2 separate regions of the Mus musculus genome follow, and region 2 is linked to region 1. Evidence: chromatin loops called from intact Hi-C (ENCODE). Cell type or tissue: left cerebral cortex. All regions are shown on one strand. Each heading gives the region's core, and the rest is flanking DNA. Links, peaks and the distances in the headings are about the cores only.

Region 1 (11,835 bases), core at 5,788-8,287:
ACTGATAACAGGGATATTGATCAGAAATGGTTGATGTGATTCTTCTTATTTGTCTTATGCCAGTGAACTTGGGTGGTCCCCATAGGTGTCCAAGTCTGCCGGGGATGTGTCTGATGTGTTCTTGTCAAGGAGTGATGCAGGGGAATGGGAAGTGGTGAGCTATTGTGAGAACGGGAACAGAGACAGGTTGGAAATAGGCGTGATGTTCAAGCTGAGATTTGGGAGATGAGTAAGGGAAAAGGTAGATTGGAAAGAGACTTGTGTAGAGGATGCGGCTGAAGAGGAGGTGTGTGCTACAGCTGCCGGGTCCTTGGAGGAGGTTGGACCATCCCATTAAAAGCGCCTTCTTGGTTAGTTATGCCTCCAGACTCGGGATCTGACTCGGTATTTATTGTCTTGTGTTGTGAGTTTAAGGATGTTTGTTACACAGCATTGCTGGGGCACCACTAGCTGCTACAGCCTGCTATGGCTGTGTGTCTCTGATAGGGCCTTTAAAAAGATCTAGGAGGAAGGCAGGACTTAGGGGTCATGAAAAGACCAGGGCAAGTTCAAGAAGACCTGTGAAAATGTCTGTTCCCTACATTTTCTCTACTGTCCTGGTAATTGACTTGTTCTAACTTCTAGGGCCTAAGAGAAGCCAGGGGGCCTCCTCTTAGACACAGGTGCACTGGGGAGCTGGGGAAACAGGGTCTCCCTGTTGGTACTGGCACAACTGAGAATGAACTCTTCTTCTTTGAAGGCACCTTGACAACACGTGACCTCCATACCCAGAATCCACTTGTGTGTACAGATGTTCTTTGACTTGTGATGGAATTATTTCCCAGTAACTCACCAGAGTTTGGAAACACCAGAGGCCTGCTGCTCTGACTCTATCTAACCCAGTGAGTCCCTCCCCTAACAAGCTAGTGTACTGTGGAGTGCTGGCTGCTCACCCTGGGGATCCCATGACTGAGTAGGAGGTGCAGCCCACTGCTGCCACCCGGCATCACCAGATGGGATCCCGTCACATCTGTCTAACCTGGGGAAAGATGCTATTTCCATCCATGCCATGTGTGTCACCCTCACATGACCACAAAGAAAGAACCCTAAGTAGAGCTGTTGTAAGTCAGGGGCTGTCTGTGTCTTGGGGTAAATGTGCACTGAAGCCCTGACAAGGAAACGTTGTCAAGTCACCAGCATCTCCTTGTTTAAGCATAAGAAAGGGGTAGCAGTGACTTAATGTCTGTGGCTACGGAGGCAGACACATAGACCAGGGGACAAGCACCCATGGTTAAAATAAAGAGGGAGACCTTTGTGTTGCTGTTATGGCTGAAAGTTGAAGATGTAGTGTTGAATTTCTGTCCTCTCAGAGACTGCAGTTTTAATGATAAAGAAGAAAAAAATCAAATTTAATTAAGTGCTGCACAGCAATCTGAGGCTATCGATTCATCAAAAAAAAATTATAGAGAAAATGAGGATTGGAGCTGGGGGTGGGGAGGTTGCCAAATGAACTCAAGTTTTCTTTATAATCGTATAATGTTTTAGTTTATATGTCATTTTTAATTTTTTTCTTTTTTTTTTTCTTTTTCTTTTTTTCTTTTTTTTTGAGACAGGGTTTCTCTGTGTAGCCTTGGCTGTCCAGAAGTCACTCTGTAGACCAGCCTGGCCTCGAACTCAGAAATCTGCCTGCCTCTGCCTCCCAAGTGCTGGGATTAAAGGCATGCGTCACCACGCCCGGCTCCTTTTCAATTTTTAATGTTTTTCTTTGAGATAGAAAACTCTGCTTCCCCCTTCCTTCCCTCCCCCAACCCCTCATCTCTCCCTGTTAACAACCTCCTTTTTTATTATTATTGTTACTTACATATATAAGTACATACATGTACATGCACAAAGATACGTGCTTACAACTGCTGAGCCAGTTTTCACTATGGTGTCCATATCGTTTTGAGGCTGATCACTCTACATTGGACAACCAATAAGTGGGGGAGGGGAGTACTCATCCTTGGAAGAGGTTATTTCTCCTTCTCCCAGAAGCCACTAGCTTCCTGTAGTTCTTTGTCTAGGAGCAGGACTCCATGAAGGCTTGCTAAGGGCAGGGCCCCATGAAAATTTTCCCTTCCCACGTTGACACAGCCGTTAGCATTCTTGTTATTCCTCTCTTGTTTATTTAGTTATTTCTATTTTTAAGAGAAAAACTCTGCAATCACGTACGAGCTTAGGAATAAACTCCAACTCTAAATCAGAATAGATACAGACTGTTGATAAGGCCTGAGCTATAGCCTCAATTGGGCCATTGACTGGGTGGGGCTATTTGTGGGGTCATGTTTCCTTCTCCTGGCCCCATTTTGTGAGTTGCCGACTGACTGCTGCTGCCCCACAGAGGTGGCCACCAGAAGGATAACCCTGTGTATGGGAAAGGGCTTGATGATCTCAGCTGAAAATCATGGTTAGGTTCATCTGGGAGCCACATTACCCAGAGGCAAGTCCTCTGGGGGCCCTGTTTCCCTGGGAATCATGCCAGGTTTACTGCACGCACGTGACAGTTTTGGCAGAGCCCAAGGGAGTGAGCCCCTGTTGCAGAAGACCTGCTTCTGAGGGCAGTGACATGGCAGGGTGTGAGAAGCCCCTTGTGTCCCATGACCTTGAGCAAGGAGATCAGGGACCTGGTGCTGAAATCTGTGGTCACCTCCAAATAACGAGTCCCTTCAGGCTGTTAATGGGTGAAGGAACTCGTTCCGACCACCCAGCCAGCGACCTGCCAGAGCTGATGAATTCCTCCAGGAACGCTTGCAGTTCTGGTGGGGGAGATGTGTGCCTGCAGCGATCACTTCCTGCGTGAATGGCCTGGAGAGAACCACCCACACATGTTAAGCTCCTTCCTGTTCTTTACCTGTGTGCCGATTAGCTGTCTCTGGAACACTGATGACCTACCGGGTATTCTGGAAGGTCTGCATTGTCTCCCAGCTCAGCTGAGGTGGGATTCTGAACGGATCCGCCTGGGTCTGGGCTCCACAGCGGTTCCCTAACATCCTCCGTGTTCCTAAAATCCACCCCAGGCTTTGGTAAGACCTGGGTTCCGTTGGACCCCCAGCATCATCCCATCCTCCCTCCTGGTGTAAGTAAGTATACCACTGTCTCCTGGTGAGGTGCCTGCTAACCGGCATGCCTCATTCCTCCCCTAATTCCTTTGAAATGTTTAAATACAAGCGCACCTTTCTGGAGAGTAGGGAAACACATGCCCAAATACACTCTTCTTTGTGTTCCCATCACGGAGCTAAGGGTCAGTAGAGAATGGGCCCTCATAAAGTGTTATGGCCATGCTGAGGAGAGTCAGGGAGATCCAGAGTTTGGGGTCAGCCTGGGCTACAAAGTGAGTTCTAGGCCAGCCTGGACCATGTGGTGATACCTCATTTCAATTTAAGACAAAAAGCGTTACTCTTCACCCTGACGGTCCCACTGTTTGCCTCTGCTCCGATGTCCCTAAGCTTCCCAACTGAAATCTCAATGCTTCTGTTCTAACCTAGACCTTATTATATTAACCCTCTCTTGCTTAAATTGCTACATTCCGTGTAGGATAAGGCACCCCATCCCCAACCCTGCAGCGGCTGAACACCAGCTGCCCATTGGGACCCTGCATGGATCCCCACACTGCCTCAGCCAGTCTGTGGGACCCCTGCTTCCCTCCTGGCTTTCCACCGTGGCTCACTTACAAGTCTCTGCTTCTCATCTGGTTCACGCTGAGGGTTTCAGAGCCTGCAGATCGGGACTGCAAAATGCCTCTCCCAGGTTCCAGCCTTGCCTGGCTGTCTATTTAGTTCCTGGGTGATTATCACAGTCCTGGCTGTAACCAAGGAGAAAGCAGCTCCAACAGGAACTAACCAGCATCGACTTCAGGCTTGCCTGCCTGTGTGCACCTTTCTAAGCCTTTTGCACAGCTTTGACCTTCTCTCTTGACATATTAAACGCTGTTTGAGGAGAACACTGTAAGCTTTGCCTCACCAGCTTTTCTCTGGTTCTTACGAAAGTTCATCAGGGTGTGCCATCATGGTTTCTTCTGAAGGGGCCAAAGTTCAGAATTCTACCACCTCCAGCTTCATCCCTTCCATACCAAGGTCCCTTCCCAGCTTGATACTTAGTTACCCAAGCCCATTCTCCACCCCAGCCCTCTTCCTTCCTTGTGTCCTTCTCTGAAGCCTTCCGTTGGGTCCTCTGGGATGTGGATTTCTCTTGCCTTACCTGCCTTTCCCCCACACAGTGTGGCTCTCCACCAATAGATGGATGTTTCCATCCTGAAGATGTTGCTCCCGTGTAATGACAAGCCTCTAACAAGTTTGAAAATCTACTTCACAAATACACTTTGCCAAGCACCTGCTGCACACATAGGCCACCAGGTGAGCTGGAAATGGTAGCCTTCCCCAAGTCAGCAACAAACAGAGACATCAGACCACAGAGTGGGTTGGATGGCAGCTCTCCAGGTGTTTTTAACCTGGAATCTCAGCATGTCACCTAAGGTCACTCCCTCCTCTGTGGTTTGGCTTTTCTTGGCTTCTGACAGGAGGAGGTGAAGCTGCGGAGGAAACTTACTTCTTTTCTTGTTTTGTTTTAACTCGTGTGTGTGTGTGTGTGTGTGTGTGTGTGTGTAAAATCCCCCGGAACTGGAGTTACAGACAATTGTGAGCTGTCATGTGGGTGCTGGAAATGAAACCCAGATCTTATCTGGGAATTAAACCTAAGTCTTGTTTTTGTTTGTTTTTTGAGACAGGGTTTCTCTGTGTAGCCTTGGCTGTCCTGGAACTCACTTTGTAGACCAGGCTGGCCTTGAACTCAGAAATTCCCCTGCCTCTGCCTCCCAAGTGCACCACTACACCTGGCTTTGAACCTAAGTCTTATAGAACTGCTCTTAACTGCTGAGCCATCTCGCCAGCCCCTGAGTCAGGGACTCTCACTGAGTCTGAAGCTCATTTTTGACACTGCTGGTCAGTGAGCCTTCAGGATCTTAATCTCTCTTCCCCGTAGTGCTAGAATTACAGGTATGCATGTTCATCCCTTTGAGATGAGTGTGGAAGGCTCGAACTCATGTCCTCTTATGTAGAGGGTAAGTATTCTTTCACCTCCTCAGCCCTATCCTAACTTTTAAAGGCAACTTTCAATTTGGCCCCTCCCAGCTTTGAGTCCTTTATCCCAGACTTTTCTCATGACTTTTTTTCCCCTTCTAAATCAAGATACCACATGATAAAATTTGGGAGTATTTCCTTGCCAGGCAGAGAAGGAGGGACGGAGAGAGATAGAGACAGAGACAGACAGTAGAGAGAGAAAGACACACACACACAGAAAGAGAGAGAGAGAGAGAGAGAGAGAGAGAGAGAGAGAGAGAGAGAGAGAGAGAGACCAAGGCAGCACCTGTGTTGATAGCTTTATTGGAACATGGAAACACAGAATGGACTTGAAGTTCCACCTCGGCTGATGCTCCCCCAGGCTTCATGCACCCCGTTTGTGCTGCCAGGAAAGGCTCCAGAAGAAAGTTTACATGTGCAGGAATCTTCTGATGTGGCAGGTTGTCCCTGGGCACTGTGGTCTTGAGTCTGACTGGCTGTCTCTCTGATCACGCAGGTCCACCAGAGATCTTGTGCCTCCAGTTAGTTGGCTGTGACTTAAGAGACTCACCTGCCATTGGCTCCCAAGAAGATGTCTAAGTGGGTCTCTTGGGCTTTCAGAGGGAATTTGATAAAGATACTCAGTGGTCATCTCTGGGAGTTATCAGGCCAAATTACTCCTTGAAGTTTATTGGCAGGCTAGCCCTTAAAATATTGCTGTGGACCATTCTTTGCCTGTTTCCCTGACAACTTTAACTAAGCTTCTACTATGTGTGAGTACTCTTCCAGAGACCCAACAGGCAAAGGTCAGCAGAAGGAACTCATGCATAGAGGAGGAAGATAGTGTCCAAGAAACCACAGCTGACTATCATATTATAAGATATAATATAGAGCCAATGGCTTCTACATAAAGTCCCATGGTGTGTGGCAAGGGCCTGGTATAGGAAGGGTCAGAACAGACAAGGAGGAAATCCCCAAGGGAATGGTATTTTCGATGAGATCTCATGATGTCAAGTTGTCCAGAAGAGAAAGGAGCATTTGAGGTCATGGAAATAGCACTCCGAGTGCCTTGTTTGCTAGAAATAGTAGATCTAAATAAAACAATATGACAAACAGGGGTGGAATTAAGAGAAGGTAGGGGATGGCAAAGCAGGAAGCTGGAGGAACATGGAAGCTGACAAGGCCAGGTTGGCGGGCTGGTCTAAAGAAGGTTCTATCCTGGATGTGACAGAGTAGGCTATGAATTTTCACAGCCTACTGAGGCTGTTGTGTGGAGAACTGATGGGGGTAAGAAGGTAGGGTGAGTGTAGGAAAGAGATCTAAGCAGCTTTTCCAGTTGTCCCGATGGAGACTACAGCAGCAGGGTCATGTGAGACAGGGAAGATGAGGATTATCAGTTGGGTGGCGGATATGTGTTGGAGCTAAGACTCTAGTGTCTGCCATGAGAAGAAGCAAGGTAGAAAGAGGGGCCGAGGCTGACCAAGGGTTTTGAAACCCAGGATATATCCTCTGCTTGAGAAGGAGGGCTTTGGAGAAGCAGGCGAGGGAGAAGTTGGAGTGGGTAGTTGTGGACTTGTTAACAGTAAGGTACCTTTGAAGTATGCAGATGGAGGTGACCCAGTGTCTCATGCTTTGCCTACAGTTGTGAATCAGCAAATAATTTCCTTATGTTTGGTGACTAAGGTCATGGATGCAGATGAGGTCTCAAAGGGAGACCTAAGGTGAGACGTCCCATCACTGAACTCCAAGGGACAGTCACATCTAATGGTTGTGTGGAGGACAGCAAGTCACAAAGAGGGCTGGAAAACCACATAAAAGGTGGACATGGCGGGGGTTGGGGGTGGGCGTGGAGGCGGCAGGAGAGGGTCTTGGAAACCCAAGGAAACCTGGGTATCAAGGAGGAGTTGAGGTCATGGAAGGGCAACAGCAATGAGGAGTCCTCGGGGAGAGAAGTCCACAGATATCCTCTTCTCTCTGGGGCTCTCGCCAACTCCACCTCCTTGAATCTCTCAGTCATTCTCTAACTATAGAAAGGGAGTCTACTCATTTACACAGAGGAATATAGAGCTGCTCAGAGGGGCCAGGGATTTGTTCTGGTCATGTAGCCAGATGAGGGTGGCATTAGGTCAACCTACACATTTGTACTCTCTGCATCTTCCCAGCTTCTGTCTGTGCTTTCCTGGGACTCAGTAGACACACTTTGCCCCACAAGCCCACTGTACACTACTTCTTGTTGAAAATGAGCACCATCAATGGCTGTAGCTCATCATGGAGGGCTTCCTGAAGGGCTAAGACTTGCTAGAGGAGGGTTAGCTGAGTTAAGGAATTGTCTTGGCTTCTCTTCTGAGTATCAGTGTAGTTTAGAAGGCATGGACATAAGCCTGGATTTTTATTTATTCATCCATTCATTCATCCATCCATCCATCCATCCATCCATCCATCCATCCATCCATATACTCATTCATCCATCATCCATTTGTCCATCCATCCACACATCTTCCCACACATCCATTCTTAGTACCTCTATCCCAGACATACTTTCTGGCTGAGTGGCCTGAGGTACATTCCACACTACCCTGACTCTCAGTTTCCATCTCTGTAAAGACTGGAGAGTGATGCTTATCCTAAGCATATGTATATAAATTATGAGAGCCTGTGTAGGCAAAGTATCTGGAACTTAGTTAGGTGTCCATGGAGGGCAATTTCTTTCCTCTTCTTTCTCTTCCACTCGCTTCTCTTCTTTTCTGCTCACATTGAGACCTCGCAGGGAAGCGAGGCTTCTCAGTGCTTTATGATAGTATCCTTTGCCCTGCTTGGCAGATGTGCATGTTTTCTATAGAAGCACGTCCATGTACACCTGTGTATCCATCTCTGTCCTGCTCTCTCTGCTCATGACTCCTAGGGCCAGCACCAACATGAGCTTTGAACCCAAGGAATTCTGCCTAAGGATTTTAACCTGTCTGAAATCTGCTCCCAGGGAAGATGTTTTGTGTGTTCTGTGAGCCTCCAGGCTCAGGCTGAAGTTTGTCCTCAGTGGTTTGGTGGGGCTTGGTATACAGGGGCTCCAGAAAGGAGATCCAAGTGATAAGGCCAGCATCTTGGTGTCCTGGGCAGGATCTAGACAGCCTCATAGGACAACAGCCCCATTCCTTCCTGTGATGGTGTCCTTTCTGTCTCTTCAGACAGTGGCTCCCCCAGTTGCTCCTTTGAGGGTCCTTCTGGGTGTTGCTGGAGGAAACGAAGCCTCCACAGGCTCTTGCAGCAGCTTAGGAGGTTATTGGAGCATATGGTGCAAGACAATGCTGTTTTCCTGTAGAGACACAAGCATAAGTCAGAGCTGGGGTACTGACATGACTAATCTTGCTTGTCAGCTTGACATACACGGAAAGAGGGACCCTCAGTTGAGAAATTGCCTCCATCAGATTGGCCTCTCTGTGGGGATTTTTCTTGATTGCTAACTGATGTAAGAGGATATAGCCCACTGTGGGTGGTACCATCCCTAGGCAGGAGAGTATGGGCTTTGTAAGGAGCCTAGCTGAGCAAGCCAGAGTGAGCAAGCCAGTAAGCAGCCACTCTCTTGGTTTCAAGCTCCTGCCTTGAGTTCTTGCTTTGGCTTTCTGCCATGATGAACTATATAGCCTATAAGCTAAAATAAACCCTCTTCTTCCCAAATAGCTTTTGGTTATAGAGGATTTGTTGTTTGTTTGTTTGTTTGTTTGTTTTCACAGTAACAGAAAGCAGGCTAGAACAGGTGGTCACTGAGACAAGTCCATGGGATGAGCCCTTGTGCTGTGCATCCTCTAAGCCTGGACTAAGCCTGTGGGATTCTCTTCCCTGTCTAGAGCAGTTAAGTTTTACAGGCAGAGCAGGGAAGGCCATCACCCTATAAGGAGAAGCAACCAGGGGCCATGCCTACAAATCCCAGCTCTGTTCCTATATGATCCTTCCTCTGAATCTCATATGGAGCTACTCATAATTATATATTCTCCAACTCTGGTAAGAACCCAGGGTTATAAAACACACCAGAGCGAGCACCTCATACATTAGGGGGCCCAGGCAATGAATGTTCTATCTGTGCCACGTTTCAATGTTCACAGTGCTGGAGATGGAACCCAGAGAGAACCATCTCACACGTCTTGCATGAGCTGGGGAAGCTTGGCCAGTGGGACAATCAAGCTCTCTGCTCCTCCTTCCATACAGGGAGAGGGATGGAGACTCTACTTTCCTTGCTCACTTCTGCTAGTCACACGGTGGCTATGGCTGTGGGTGCCTGGCTTTGCAAGGCTCCGTGGACAAAGACTCTGCTGATTCCCAGCCTCCTTCTGTGCGTGGCACACCCTGGCTGAGTCACTGCCGGGAACTCCCAGGTGGCCCTTGGCCCTCTCTCTTAACACTCTGTACCTTCGTCTGGTCGGCAAGGTCAGGCCTGTGGCATTTCAGAGGTTTCTGCTCCCACATGAGCAGCAATGCACATATTTGGCCAAGCTAGCAGGGAGGTGTCCGCCCTTGGACGAACATTCCACTAGCTCTGAGAAAGTACTTCTTGCTGAAATTACTACCGAGGAGCCACTCGAAACTGAAGCCTTTGCCCTCTAAGGAGCCTGCCTAGTAATTCATCATGACATATTCACAGTAAAATGTCAGCACGTAGAACCAACAAAAAGACACAGATAAACAACTCAGGTAATCCCCCTACTCCAGCAAATCCTCTTGGTTCACAATTCATCTATTGGATATTTTTGAATGAAATACACTAGCCAGCCAAACAGATCCTATTTTAAGTACATAGACATGATTTAAAGACTATGTAAGTAAAGTCGTTGAAATTCATGAGCACCTGATTCACTCCAGCAAATATTTTGTTTTGCCTTCATTTATTTTATGTAGATGGTATCATGTTTTATGATTTTTTCCCCCTCTGAGGCTGACTTTTTATTCATACCTTATTGCCCTGAGGCAGGTCTCTCACTGAACTTGAAGTAAGATCCTTCGGGTCGGCTGGCAAGCTCTGGGGCTGCACTTGTCTCCACCCCTCAGTGCTGGGGTTAGAAGCACATGCAACCATGTCTGGCTTTACAATGTGGGTTCCAGGAATTCAAACTCAGTTCCTTGTGCTTATGTCTCAAGAGTTTTTACCTACTGTGCCAGCAACTCAGCCCACATTTGCCTTCATTTTAATAGCCATGTTTTATTTATTTTCCTTTCTGGGATTGTTTATGAAAAGCCTTATACATCCCAAAGTCATCAAAGTGTTCTTTTTTTTTTTTTCTTCTACAAGTTTAAATGTTGTGATTGGCTTTTGTGTGTCACGTGGTGTACTGGCTGGCTTTGTGTGTCAACTTGATAGGAGTTGAAGTTATCACAGAGAAAGGAGCCTCCCTTGAGGAAATGCCTCCATGAGATCCAGCTATAAGGCATTTTCTCAATTAGTGATCAGGGCTGAGAGGGCCCATTGTGGGTGGTGCCATCCCTGGGCTGGTAGTCCTGGGTTCTATAAGAAAGCAAGCTGAGCAAGCCAAGGGAAGCAATCTAGTAAGCAGCACCCCTCCATGTCCTCTGCATCAGCTCCTGCCTCCAGGTTCCTGCCCTGTGTGAGTTCCTGTCCTGACTTCCTTTGGTGATGAACAGCAATGTGGAAATGTAAGCTGAATAAACCCTTTCCTCCCCAACTTGCTTCTTGGTCATGATGTTTTGTGTAGGAATACAAACCCTGACTAAGACACGTGGCATCCAATACTTTTTCCCCCCTTTTTCTTCCTGACCCCTCCCATTCCTATTTTTAACGTGCAAATGGTTTTCCTACCTGTGTGTGGTGCTGACTGAACACCTCCACCTGATCATTGTTTCCCTTTGGGTGGACATGGAGTTGATTCCAATGGTATTTTTATTCTTAATTATACCAAAAATCTACAAAAACGTCCTCCATTCTTTGCGATGGACCTGCCAGTTTTTCCAGAATTTTCCTCAGAACTGTGGTTGGGTTTGTTGCTCTTCTTTTGACCAAGCCTTTGTCTTTTGCTTCACTAATGTCTGCTCCATGGTTGACCTTTTCTTTACTGTGTATGGGTGCGCGGTGTTGATCTTTTTTAACTTTCCAAGTTGAACTTTTAGTACTTAAATTTCAAACCCATTGTTTATGTTCTAAGCACGTACTCCTGCATTTCCCTTGGTGGACACTTTGAGGAATGGAGTATGTTTCGAAGTCTTGTTTACATTGTCCTGCACTCAACTCTATTTCCTAACAGCTTAAAGACTTTTTTCCTTCACTCCACCAACTAAGGAATGCGTTAGCAAGTTAGCATAGGTTTCTTTTGCTACTTAACTTTGTCTTCATTAGAGGACTGCTTTATGAACAGAGTTCTAGTAGATGCTCAACTCTTTTTCTTCGGTTTGTTCTTTTGAGACAGGATCTTGCTATGTAGCCCTGGCTGGCCTTGAACTCACAGAGATCCACCTGCCTCTGCCTCTGGGAGTAAGTGTCTGCCACTATACCCAGCTTTAGACAGCTCTTTTGTGTGCCGAATGTGTTCTGCTTTTGTCGGGAGGGAACATTACACTTTCAATTGTAAATCGAAATAAAGAATTATATTCTTATATTGATAGTCATATACCTGGTTTTTAAATACTGATAATATATTATACATTTTATATTATAATGAGTTGTAAGTTTTTCTTTGTGTTTCTGTTAGCTTTACATGTTTTTCAAGCTAGGGTCATTTGGCACATATGAATTAAAATGATCTTTCTGATAGATTAGCTCTCA
Region 2 (11,835 bases), core at 5,615-8,114, 450 kb after region 1:
TGGCTTTCCAAAGCAAAGAAAGAAAGAAAGAAAGAAAGAAAGAAAGAAAGAAAGAAACAAACAAACAAACAAACAAACAAACAAACAGTAGTTTCCATTTCACTGAAGGGTTTTCCACATTGATAGAGTTTCTGTTCTCCAGTATGTGAGTCCTCACATGCTCCAGGAACCAGGGGAGATGGGGACTGAAGGCTTTGCCACACTCCCCACATGTGCACATTGTCTTTATGTACCTCACACACTCACAAGTTCTTGACCTGTTAGAGCCGCAATGTACAGCATTCTATGGAATTTTTAGTCATTTTCAATGGTTTTATTTATTTATTTATATAATGACGAGCTTTCAGAACATTTCCTATATCACGTTGTCATAGATAAAGTATCCTGTCTTCTGATAAGGACACCCAGCAAAACCCTTTTCTCCATTGTGAAGTTGACATCCACATCCTCAAAGGTTATGGATTCCATTTCTGCTTCCAGGGCTCCTTTTTGTACCCACAGCTGCGCCTGGGGCCAGGGTGACAAAAGTACAGAACAGAACTGTCCTAGGGACACACCCAACCATCGAGCCAGTCCTACACATATGCTAAAGCATACAATGAATCACTGAGTACTCTAGTCACCTCTTTATGCTACAGAACATTAGAAATGAGCCCTCCAATAAAACAATAGCAATTTCTGTGTTCAAAAACTCACGTGTTTAGTAGTTCTTTCCCCCTGCCCTCCTCAGCTCTAATAACGTCTATTCTATTGCTTGCTTTTGTGGAATCAATTTTTCTTCTTAGCTTTTGCACATGTGTAGAAACATGTACTGTCCTGGGTGGCTTCTCACTTGGTGTAATGTCTTATAGTTCCATTCATGTTGCCAAAAAAAAATGACAGGATTTTGTTCTTCTCATGTCTGGATAATATTCAGTTATGTGCTGATGCCACATTTTCTTTATCTATTCATACGTCGCTCACAAGACACTTTGGATAGATGCCATACCTTGACTATTACTAATAGTGCTGCTATTGATGTGAGAGTGTAGGCATGTCTTCAACAAACTGATTCACTTTTATCAAAACATTTGAATTCTTAATTCATAGGCTTGCAGTCTGCCAGCTCCATCCGAACAAACGTATATGTGTGTCTTGGGGACTTTTAAATCTGTGGTTTATTCAAGTCTGCTTTATCAACATCAAAAACAGTAATTGTTGACTTCAAGAAAAATCACTTACCATTTGGGGGCAAAGAGTTGCTAAGCTTGCCAGTGAATATAACCGAGATCTCTTCCCATAACCATCCCTGAAGTCTTATGTTAACCTTTAGGTGTGATCTAAGCTTTCCCCAAACATCATCAGGAGCTTCCATTGCCATTGTGAACTGGATTCTACACGTGACTAAAGCCAGTGTTTGCTATAGGATGTAGGGTAGGAGCAGGACATCTGTTTAAAGACTAGGGATGCTCTGATTTAGAAAACAGGATAAATCCTAAAACACACAACCTAGAAGAACATAAAAAGCACGGGACGTCCAGGGCTTTCTGAGAGACCGGACATCATGTCACTCAATAGGCACAGAGGATGCTGATGGTGAAGAGCAGAGGTATCTTAGGCAAAGCTCTGGGACAGGGCAGAAACCTGGAAACCTGAAACCATCCACTTTGCGCCATCATCCATAAAACAAGCGGCAATGTTGAGAGTGAGGTGGGACCTCCACACTCCTGAAATTGTCAAGATCAATCCCAGAAATTCTTCACAGCACAAGGGTGAAATCTTGAAGTGAAACCCTTCGTTCAAATCCCAGCAGTGGTTGCAAGTTTTGTGACTTTGGCTGAGTGATGGGCCACTTAAATTTTGCTTCCATCATTTATAAAATGGGGAGACGATTAGCTTCCTTACAACTGTGATGATCCGTCACATGACAGGATAAAGGGAAAGAAAACTTCTCACTGTCTGGCTACACATGGTGGCCACAGGGGACAAGTTGAGATGATGGAGATGCCCAGATTTCTGGTGCACATAAAATCAAACTCCAAATAGTGACCAGCATTACCCAACCCTTGCCTCCGTCCCCATTTCCTTTCCCACAATTCTGCTGTCACTTTTAGACCTACGTCGATTCCTCCATCCTCCATTCATCTGCAAGACCTTTGTATATTATCTTCATTCCTCATAGACTCCCACCTCACCAAATCAATGCCTTACCAGGAAAATCAGGTCCCTGGGGGTAATATTCTGTCAAGGCACTTGTAGCCTTTTCTCCCACAATCTGTATTCTGGGTTGCAATTGTCATCTACCCAGTTGCTATTTAGTGTTAATAACCCCCATTAGGATGCAAGGTTTCCATGAGAGGAAAATATGGTTCACTGATACATCCCTAACACCTTGTACAGTGCCTGGGCAAATGTTCTTAAATATTTGGCAGATCAGTAGAAGAAAAGACAAATATATGGGTGAATAGGTGCATGCATACATGGGGAGAGGCCCTTTGGTGTTATTTTAATCACATAATACCAAATTTTGGTTGAAGGATGAACTCCTACTTCTAATAAGGGTGTGGTGGTTTGGAAGCATAAAAAGTCTCTTTTGCAGGGCTGGAGCATTGGCTCAGTTGAGAGCATTTTGTCACTCTTGCAGAGAACCCGGGTTCAGTTCCTGACACACACGTGGTAGCTCAAAACCATCTGAAACTTCAGTTCCAGGGGATCCGACTCTCCTGACTTCTGCAGGCCTCAGGCACTATACACAGACTGTCATCTCTTCCACCATGAGAGTAGAAACTGGCCCTTAGGCTCCTTAGAACCGGGCTATTGCTGAGTCCTTGGCTTTACAACTGCCCCACCTACTGGTCAAAGTGTGTATTTCACAAGGGATGGGAGAAGCAGGAAGCAGGAGCTGAGCAAGACAAGGTGGCTTTGAGAGGATCCTTCCCTCTGCTCCTGCATCCCTCCATGAGCAGACTTTACAGGAGCACTGCCACACGCTGCTGCAAAGTGCTTATTAAACGGGAATCCACATCTTTAGAAAAGTAATCAGGATTCTGGAAATTATCGTTTGCTGAGTTACTAATTAACTCAGTGCCAAGGTTGGGTATCTCACTTTAAAAGCTGATGTGCACACCACGTGCTGAGTCTAAGTGTACATCCTGGATATATATGTATTCTTGGAGACCAAATTGTTGGTTCAATGGCCATGTTCAGCAATTTTTAAAACGCAATTACAGTATGCCTGCTTTCTGTGGGCCTCGGGCCACACAGCCGCCTCCTCTCCCAGTTATAAATCTCTGTAACCTCTCACATGTGGCAGCTGGGTGCTTGCCTATGAGAACATAAAGGATGTAGGGAAGGATGGGAGGACTTGAAGCCAGGGAGGGGAATGAGGTCAGTGGCTCCCTGTTTGGCTCCTGGTTCATCACATCTGATCTCTGTGATCTCTGATGGGCAATGCCATCTCCCTGAGATGCATTCCTTTCAAATACAAAAAGGAAAGTCAATGACATCAGAAGGGATACTAGCCTCATCTTACTCAGTGATGTAAAGGGAGCAGTCAGCCGCTCCCTGCCTGGAGTTAGTACAGGACTCAGTACCCACTCCTAGTCTACTGTCCCAAACACCCAAGGCCAGGCTCTGTGCACTCACTAGGTATACTGGAAAACTACCTGCAGAACGTGAGCAGATACTGTGTGTTATTTTCAAAATACCAGGTGCCTTCTTGTCAGTCACTGTCAGCCATCACGACTGACCTCTGCTGCCTGAAGCTCCCACCAGCACCACCAGCACCTGCCAACATCTGTACCCCCAGCATCTGCACCTCCCAGCATCTGCACCTCCCAGCATCAGTACTGCCAACATCTGCACCTGTCAGGATCTGCACCCATGCCCACCTCAGGACAAATCTAGAGACTCAAATCCTTTTGATAGCTTTGCTTTGCTTTGTTTAACACCTGTCTAAGGAGAGATGAAAGAATCCTCTTTACAATTAGACCAAAAACTGGGGATGGAGAGGGGGTGGGGTGTTACATACCTTGAAAGCTTTACATTCTGCTTAAAACATTATATCCTCATGTTTAAAAAATCTACACATGAGTTGGACTCTTAGCTTGTTTAAGTTGCTAAATGAGGCCTGGACTAGCAGCCTGCTCTTTGACTCTTTGGGAACAGTAGACTTCATTGGAAAGACCCAGATACTTCACATCCTGTTTCATCTTAGCTCTGTCTCTAGCTTATATTCTCTACCCATTTCGTGCCTTACTCTCCTTGCTTCTCTGATGTCATTTAGAGTCACGCTAGCCAACTGTGAAGTGGGGGAGGGAGCACTGCCTGTTTTTACCCACGGGTCCCTAACGTGCTTTCCTGGTGCACTTTCTGCCTCTGTGCTTGCTGGGGACGCTCACGCATCTGCACACTCTTCTGCTCTTTTCTCCATTCTGTCCATCAGGCATTTGCAACATCCTACTATGCACTTGTTTATGGGGCAAACTCTGGGGGCTCTCCAGACGAGTAAGACGCAGAGGGGAGGCAAGAGGAGGAGAGCTTTTGATAAGACACTCAAGGGCTTTTTGTCTGGCCTTCGCCATTCTCCAGCTGTAGGACCTTGGCTTGTGTAACAAGCCCGAGATGGGATTTGCTTATCCCTAGGCTACAAATCTATTGCTGGCATTTAAAATTACTATGTATCTGGTGTTACTTGAGCACAGTGTTAGATATGTAACTTTGTTACAGCATCTGCCCTCCCAGCTCTCTACACCTAGCAGCCATCCCTCAGCATCCACCGGGCTTGATTTCAGGACTCCATCTGACCCTGAACTTTGAGAATAGTTACATAAAGTGGCATCCTATTTGCCTATAACCTGTACGATGTTCTCCTGTATCCTCATTGAAACCATACTTGTCCTACGAAAAAGCCCCAACACACATTGTTTTAGTGACTTTTTCATGGTTGCCCCCAAACATCTGACAAGAAGGAGGTAATCGAAGGAAGACTGACCTTGGCTGATGGGTTTGTGGACAGGGAGGTGTGGGGATGCCACCTCCTGACTGTGGTGGGTGCTCCGGGCATGGCTTCCTTGCATCTTTACAGACCAAGAAGAAAGCTCCACCAGAAGTGGGTCTGGGCTTTAACCATCAAGTTCCTTTCCTACCAGTAACCACTTCCCCACCCCAAACAGCTCCCCAAACACCAATTTGGGAAAAGAGTTCTGAGAATAGCTCATTTTCAGGTGGTAACAAGCACAAATGCAATCCTGGAGGTTGTTAAAGAGTTTTAGTTAGAGAATGACAACAAGAACTAATCTCGGTATTAACACATTTTTTTCTAGATATTTCAAAACAGAATTGTTGAAGATGCTGGACTAGTGTATCTAGGAAGCTGACCACACACCTTAAGAATATCATGTCCATTAAGGGATGAGCCTCGGACAGCACGATGCTCCACAAAGTATTCTTTATTAACGTGAGGTGGGTTGGGGAGTCGGATCAAAGCCAAAGAGGACAGGCTAGAATGTTGTGACTCATTTCCATGTGTGCATGTGCTATGCATGTGTGTGTGTGAATGTTCACATGTATGTGTCTCTACATGTGCATGCATGTGCATGTGTGTGCATGCATGTGCTCATACATCTCTGTGTGCATGTGAGTGTGTGTGTGTGCGCTCACGTGTGTGTGTGTATGTGTGTGTATGTGTGTGTGTGTGTGTGTGTGTGTGTATGTACGTGAGTGTAGAGCCTTAGAGTTGGTGTCTGTGTCTTCCTTGATCAGACTCCACTTTATTCAGGGACAGGGTCTCTCACTGAACATGAAGCCTTCCATCTCTGGTTTAGGTAGCCAGCTGGTCCGAGGAATACCCCGTCTGTGCCTCCTGGGTGCTACCACTGCAGGCAGCCACCATGCCTGCCCAGCTTTTATGTGGGTTCTGGAGATCTGAACTCCTCACCCTTGTGTGACAACTGCTTATCCACTAAGCCATCTGTCAGGCCCCCAGATAGCTGTGTTTGGGTATGAGGTGTGGAAGACGGGAGGGCTCTCCATGGATGTCTGAAGGGCTGAGTACAGGTCCCAGATGGGTGCTGCCTGTGTCCTGGACTACCTGCCCTTGGGGGTTGCAGGCGAGGTGACATGGAATCAATGACACAGACTCTAGGAACAGATGAGAAAGGCTGCAGCAAGCGCTCTGAGCACTTGAGCTTCCATTGGTCCCAAGAAAGCATCTCTTCTAAACGGCAGTTCCCAATTGGCTGACATTGTCTGCATCAGAAATCCTTGGTCTCTCAGGCAGTCCTCAATTAGGTCCTCCTGCAGGAGATGCTTTTGCAGCTGGGTGGCCCCGACCATTCCTGCTACAGATGGGGATTCTAGGGTCTTGCTGATGAGCGGATTGTTTTCTTTGTTGCTGGTTACTGTTGTCATTTTGTTTTGTTTTGTTTTGTTTTGTTTTGTTTTGTTTTGTTTTGTAATTGTCAACTTGACCCAAGCTAGAAAGAGGGAACCCCAGTTGGAAAACCACCTCCATCAGCAGGTCCTGTAAACAGGCCTGTGGGAGCATTTTCTTAATTAATGATTGCTATGGAAAGGCCCAGCTCTCCCCTGAGCTGATGGTCTTGGAAGGTGTAAGAGAGCAGGCTGAAGAAGTCATGGGGAGCAAGCCAGTAAGCAGCACCACTCCATGGCCTCCGCACCAGCTCCCGCCTACAGGTTCCTACTTTAGTCCCTGCCCTGACTTCCTTTCATCATGAACTGACTAGAAGCTATAAGCTGAAATAAACCCTTTCCCCCTTATCTGTCAAGAACAGTGTTTATTACAACACTGGTGAGCAAGGGCAGAAGAGTCTCATGCAATGAGGGAAGAACTGGGCCACCTGTGGGGTGTGGAGGGAGGGGCTCAGTGCAGGGTCTCAGATGGTGGCCTTCAGGCATCCAGGGGGGCCATGTTTGGCATGATTCTGATGGCTGGGAATGCTTGAGGTTTATTAGGAAAGCAAACACCAAAAGACATTTTAAAAAAATCATATCAGTTTCCATATAATGCTAAACAATGTGTTCCTGATTGCGGGGCTAAGATCTTTCAGATTTTCTAGTGTAACCAGGAGACCCCCTGGGAGCCAGAATGAGTTCTCCTTGGTGATCTACCCAGATTATTGTCTGGTGTAGCCAGACCCAGGCCTCTACCGCCATCTACTGTGCAGGTCCTGTTACAAACATTGTTTAGTTTGGCAAGAGACACTGTGCTTCAAAGGGTACCTTAAACCTGAAGGCCAGGCCTTTCTTTCTTCCCCAGAGCACCACAGTATGACACAGCCGTGCATTGCTTAGCAGTGGAAAGCCATCCTCAGGAAGCCATCATTAGGGGCTTTACCGTGGAACTATGACAGCACTTAGGCCTAGCAAGCTACCCATGTAAACTGTGCAGTCTGTTATGTGGGCAAAGCCTGGCGCTCCTGGGTCAGTGGTGAACTAAACCACTTATGACCAAGCCAAGCAGGAGAGAAAATGGTATAATCGAAAGTCATTGAAAACAACAGAGGTGTGAAGCCACTGCTCTTATATCATTTGACTATAAACTTTGTTTTTTAATAAGTGAAAGGAATTTAAAAAATAACACTCTAAGACAGCAATAGAAAATATAATCAGTACATGAACTAGTGACCCTGTCCCTCGGTGCTAAGTATCATGTACTGTCTATAATTGTGCTTGGTGTATTTACAATTGGTTGCTCACTAGATTTGTTTACATTAGTGTTGCCATAGAAACGGCCACCATATACATAGTTCATTACTGACCAATATCTTTACAGCGCTCATGACTATTCATTCAGTTTCAGCAGAAAGCCATGCTTCAAAACAGGAAAGCATCATGCTTAAGGCTACAGGGCGTGGGGATGTTTCTGGTCTCAATTCTATGTAACTCTCAAGTCCTTCATCCCACTTAATGCCATTATGAATTGAAGAACCCGGGCTATCACATCCACCGCCTGCCTTCTCCATTCCTGGTCCAGCTACTTCCTCCTGAACGTCACCTGTCCTGAGTCATTGCCCATCTGTTTGCTTCCTCGCCCAACGTCTCCGCATCCCCACCGATCCCCATTTCATCTTCTTAGGGATGACACCTGGAAGCTGAGTGGGTGATGGAAGCCTAATTCTGGAGAGAAGAGAACAGCAAAGAAGACAGGAGGGTGATAGAGTGAGGATGACAAGCCCTTGCAGGGTTGACAAGGTTTGCTCAGAGATAGAAACACCCAGTTGCTATGATTTTAGAAATGGCAACAATTATCTCTGATTTTAGAGTTGCTACAATTGTCTCCGCTTTTTCTTAGGCGATGAGAAAACAAGAAGTAATTTCCCATGTTGGGGAATATGTGGCAGAACTGGAAACCAGGCCAATGTCACCCAGAAAGCTGTAGCTCCAGATGGCAGGGAGCCCAGCTGGTAGAGAAGTGCCCTCTGTGAATCGTGGCTGGCATCCTTGCCTCAGGTAGAGCAGTGGGTCCTGAGGGCGACTGAATAGGAAGTAAATGGCTATCTATATCTTTATTCTAGAAGCACGAGGTCTCTATCTGTCCATTAATATTGCATTTGGTTAACGCAGCATACTTAATGCACCTAAGATGGGTAAAATTCACTTTAAAGGGTCACAGAGAGAGGATCCCAAAAAAAATTTTTTTCAGCACATTTAAAGGCTGTAACTGTTGCTCTGTCTGCAGCAGGCTTGGTACAATAGTAAGAACAGCTGTGTGTGTGCAATGCTTCCCTTCCCATCTCTGTGTTCAGCAACTTCACACTGTCAGCTGCAGCCTAGGCAGGGAGCTGTGCACAGTAGGAACTGGCAGATGTGCTAGAAGGGGGGTGAGCTTCAGATGCCCACACCCTCTAGACCTCCACTCTCTGTAGACCTTGCCTGGCGGAAGTCTGTGTGCTCCAAACCCTCTCTCCAGTGCATCTGTCCACGGAACAGGCCTGCTTCTGAGCTCTCCTCCCAGCTCAGGATGGCCTTTTGGGAGCTCTTTTTTGAAACAGTAATCTTTCAAAAACCTGCACCTTTTCTGGCTGTTCCTCTTGATCAAGGGCACTACTGACCCCAAGTCAGATCCTCGGCAGTCAACCTAGAAGCCGCCTGGTTACGCCTTGAGATCCGTAATGGTGGATCTCTATTGCCAGTTTGATGGGGGTTTACAGCCACTCTGGAAACAAATGCCCGGGCATGTCTGTGAGGAGCCTTCTGGATTGGGTTGAGTCAGAAAGATACAACCTGAGCAGGCTGGGTCCCAGCCTGAGCAAAGGCCTAAGAGCAAGCTGAAACACCAACAATCTATTGTTCTCTGTTTACCGGCTGTGGATGCCATGTGACCGGTTCTTTCCTGATACTGTAGCCATGCCTTTCCTCCCATGAAGGACTGCAGAAAATTCGAAGCAAGCAAGCAGCCCCTTGTTGCCTTCGTTTGCTTCTCAGTCAGGAATTTTGCTACAGCACTGAGGACCGAGGAAGTACTGAATACAAGGTCCAACCCCACTGCTTAGACCGCAATGTTGCCTTCCCAGACATAATACAGCCAGCTCCTTCTGGACTCATACTATATATATATATATATGCAAAAATACATATGTGCACACAGATGTAACAATAATAAAGAGGAAGAGGTCATGAACTCAAGGTGAGATGAAGAAGAATGTGGAAGTGTTAGGGCCAGGAGAGGTGGAAATGGTATGAATACAGTACTCATGTACGAAATTCTCAAAACTAAAGAAGTGATTATAAAAAACAACATTCATGCAGTGAGCTACGTTTTAGGTAAAAGAAAAGAGGTACCAGCTCCTTGCCTTCCGAAGTCTGCTCGCCACAGAATCCCTGGCAGCGAGGGTTCTTGGCAGCATGTCAGAAAGGATATTTCAAGGCAGACACTAATGCGGTTACACATGTCTCTGCACTCAGCAAAAGGTTCCGCTTGTGCCCTGGAGGCTGTGCTACCTGACATCAGGCTGGCGGCTCTGAATGAGTCAACCATTGTCTCGGGCTGGAGAGCCAGAGTGGAGTCAGAAAACCTGAAGTCTTACTTACATGTTTCCTAAGTTCAAAGCCAGCGATCAGTAGAAGGCAGAACAGCGATGCTCCACCCTCGGACATCAAATCCCCCAGCTGTCAACTACATCAACTTTATAGACTGGGAGGAGGACAATGCTTGTGAAGATGGTGGCAGATTAAAACTCTTTGTGCTGTGACTCTGTCCCCACTCAGACAAGTGCAGAGAGCCTGACAGAGCCCAGAGCTGTGCTCCACCGGAGGGAAAGCTGCCCACAACGAGGACACTAGCTGTCTTAGTCTGTCAGTGCAGCCTCCAGAAAGGACACAGTTGGGGGTGGAGGAGCCTCACAGGACAGAGAACGCTGATGTGATCCCGGTTTCCCAGAGGTACGATAGCCAAGTCCTTATACCCATTATGCAGACCAGAAAGTTTTAATGACTTGTATAAGGACAGTGAGTGCTATCAAAACACCCTAGCTCTCTTTGCTCCAGGGCTTTTGAGAGTTCCACCTTCTTCTAGAGGTGAGGTGGCGCAGATGTTATTTCTCAGCAAAGGAAAGAGAGCCTCCTAATGGCTACTAACGGTATTTCAAGTTAACCAGCTGCCTTGGAGGTCTCCATAGGAATGTGCCGGTAGCTTCACTAGAGGGCGCCAGTGCCTCCTGAATGGTCACATTCCATCCAGGAGGTGTCCTGTGGCCAGTGAAAGCCACCTCCGAGCCAGGCTTTTCAGCAAACAGAGACCTAGCTTTCCCTTTTCTTTCATTCTTTGTGAGCCTGTTTGGTTTGTTTGTTTGTTTGTTTGTTTGTTTTTGTTTGTTTTGTTTGTTTTTGTTTGCTTTTAAGCACAAAGTCACCACGAAGTCTGAAGAATGGGAATGAGCTTGGTAGAAACTTTAAACCTCTCTGAACAAGCTACACACTAAACACAGATCTCTCCAAGTCTGCTCGGGCACCCATTTTCTTAGTCCAACCTAGGGGCTCTTTAACATGCATGTTTTTAGGCCCTACCCCAGCCTATGGAATGAAAACTCAGCTGGAGCCCAGCAACCACATCAAGACAAAGTATGGAAGGTTCTAAAGTCAAAGAAACGCAAAGATCTGTTGTTGCATCCCAGCCTTTAGACTAACCTCATCTGGTCATGTTGGACTCCCACAAAGTACACAAGAGCGAGGTCAGACGTCACCCCAAATGTGTCTGGCCCCTGAAGTCATCTGAGCCCTGTTCAAGGTGTGGGGGGTATACCATAGGCAGCACCCCTAAAGAATAAAACTCTTGCATTTTGTTGTTAATATTCTCTCTCAACCATGACCCAAAGACCCTAAGGATAAGCTATGTATGTACGTGCGCATATGCATGTGTGTGCACATGTGTGTGTGTATGTTTCTTGACACTTTTCCTAGTTAGATATCCGACACCCTTGCACTGGTTTTAGAAGTAAAACTATATTTCCTTTAGCATTCTAAGCAGAGATGAACTTGGCACCATTCAGTGGTTGATATATGCCAAATGTGTACTCCAAAGCTGATGTGTTGAAATCGTAATACCCAAAGTCATTCGTTGGTGGTGTCTGGAGGTGGTAATCAGGGTCGACGAGGGCATGACGTAGTACTCCAACTGGGGCATTAGTGGCTTTGTAAGAAGAGAGAATGCTGAACCCATGCATTTATCTCATCTCGCCAATGGTGCCTTCTTTCCTGTTAGCGCAAAGGAAGAAGCCTTCACCAAATGGTGGTGTTCCGTGCTTCCATGTACCAGCCTTCCAAAACGTAAGACAATTACTCATCATTCTTGGAATAGGCTTACTATTTCTTTGAAAATTCATACACGTATACAAT

Evidence for each region. A loop is a pair of places that touch in the nucleus more often than their neighbours do. Peaks named below come from ENCODE experiments on the same cell type or tissue, not always from the same donor. Only the 100,000 strongest peaks of a DNase experiment are listed, where the experiment ranks them.
Region 2: it touches region 1 in a loop (6-fold over the local background); 8 of 42 quality-filtered maps call a loop at or near these places.

Annotation. Positions count from the first base shown.
Region 1 is chr13:54,229,727-54,241,561 of GRCm38, reverse strand. It overlaps a transcript of Hrh2 not described here. Among named protein-coding and RNA genes, the nearest start is that of Gm16578, 13 kb to the right of the region's middle. In left cerebral cortex, for the core only: no CTCF peak of the experiment used is centred there; a DNase peak (open chromatin) is centred at 7,105.
Region 2 is chr13:53,774,666-53,786,500 of GRCm38, reverse strand. The region is part of intron 1 of Gm34439 (a long non-coding RNA gene); the gene reads left to right. Among named protein-coding and RNA genes, the nearest start is that of Gm34439, 7.1 kb to the left of the region's middle. In left cerebral cortex, for the core only: a CTCF peak has its summit at 7,160 (motif pointing left); a DNase peak (open chromatin) is centred at 7,154.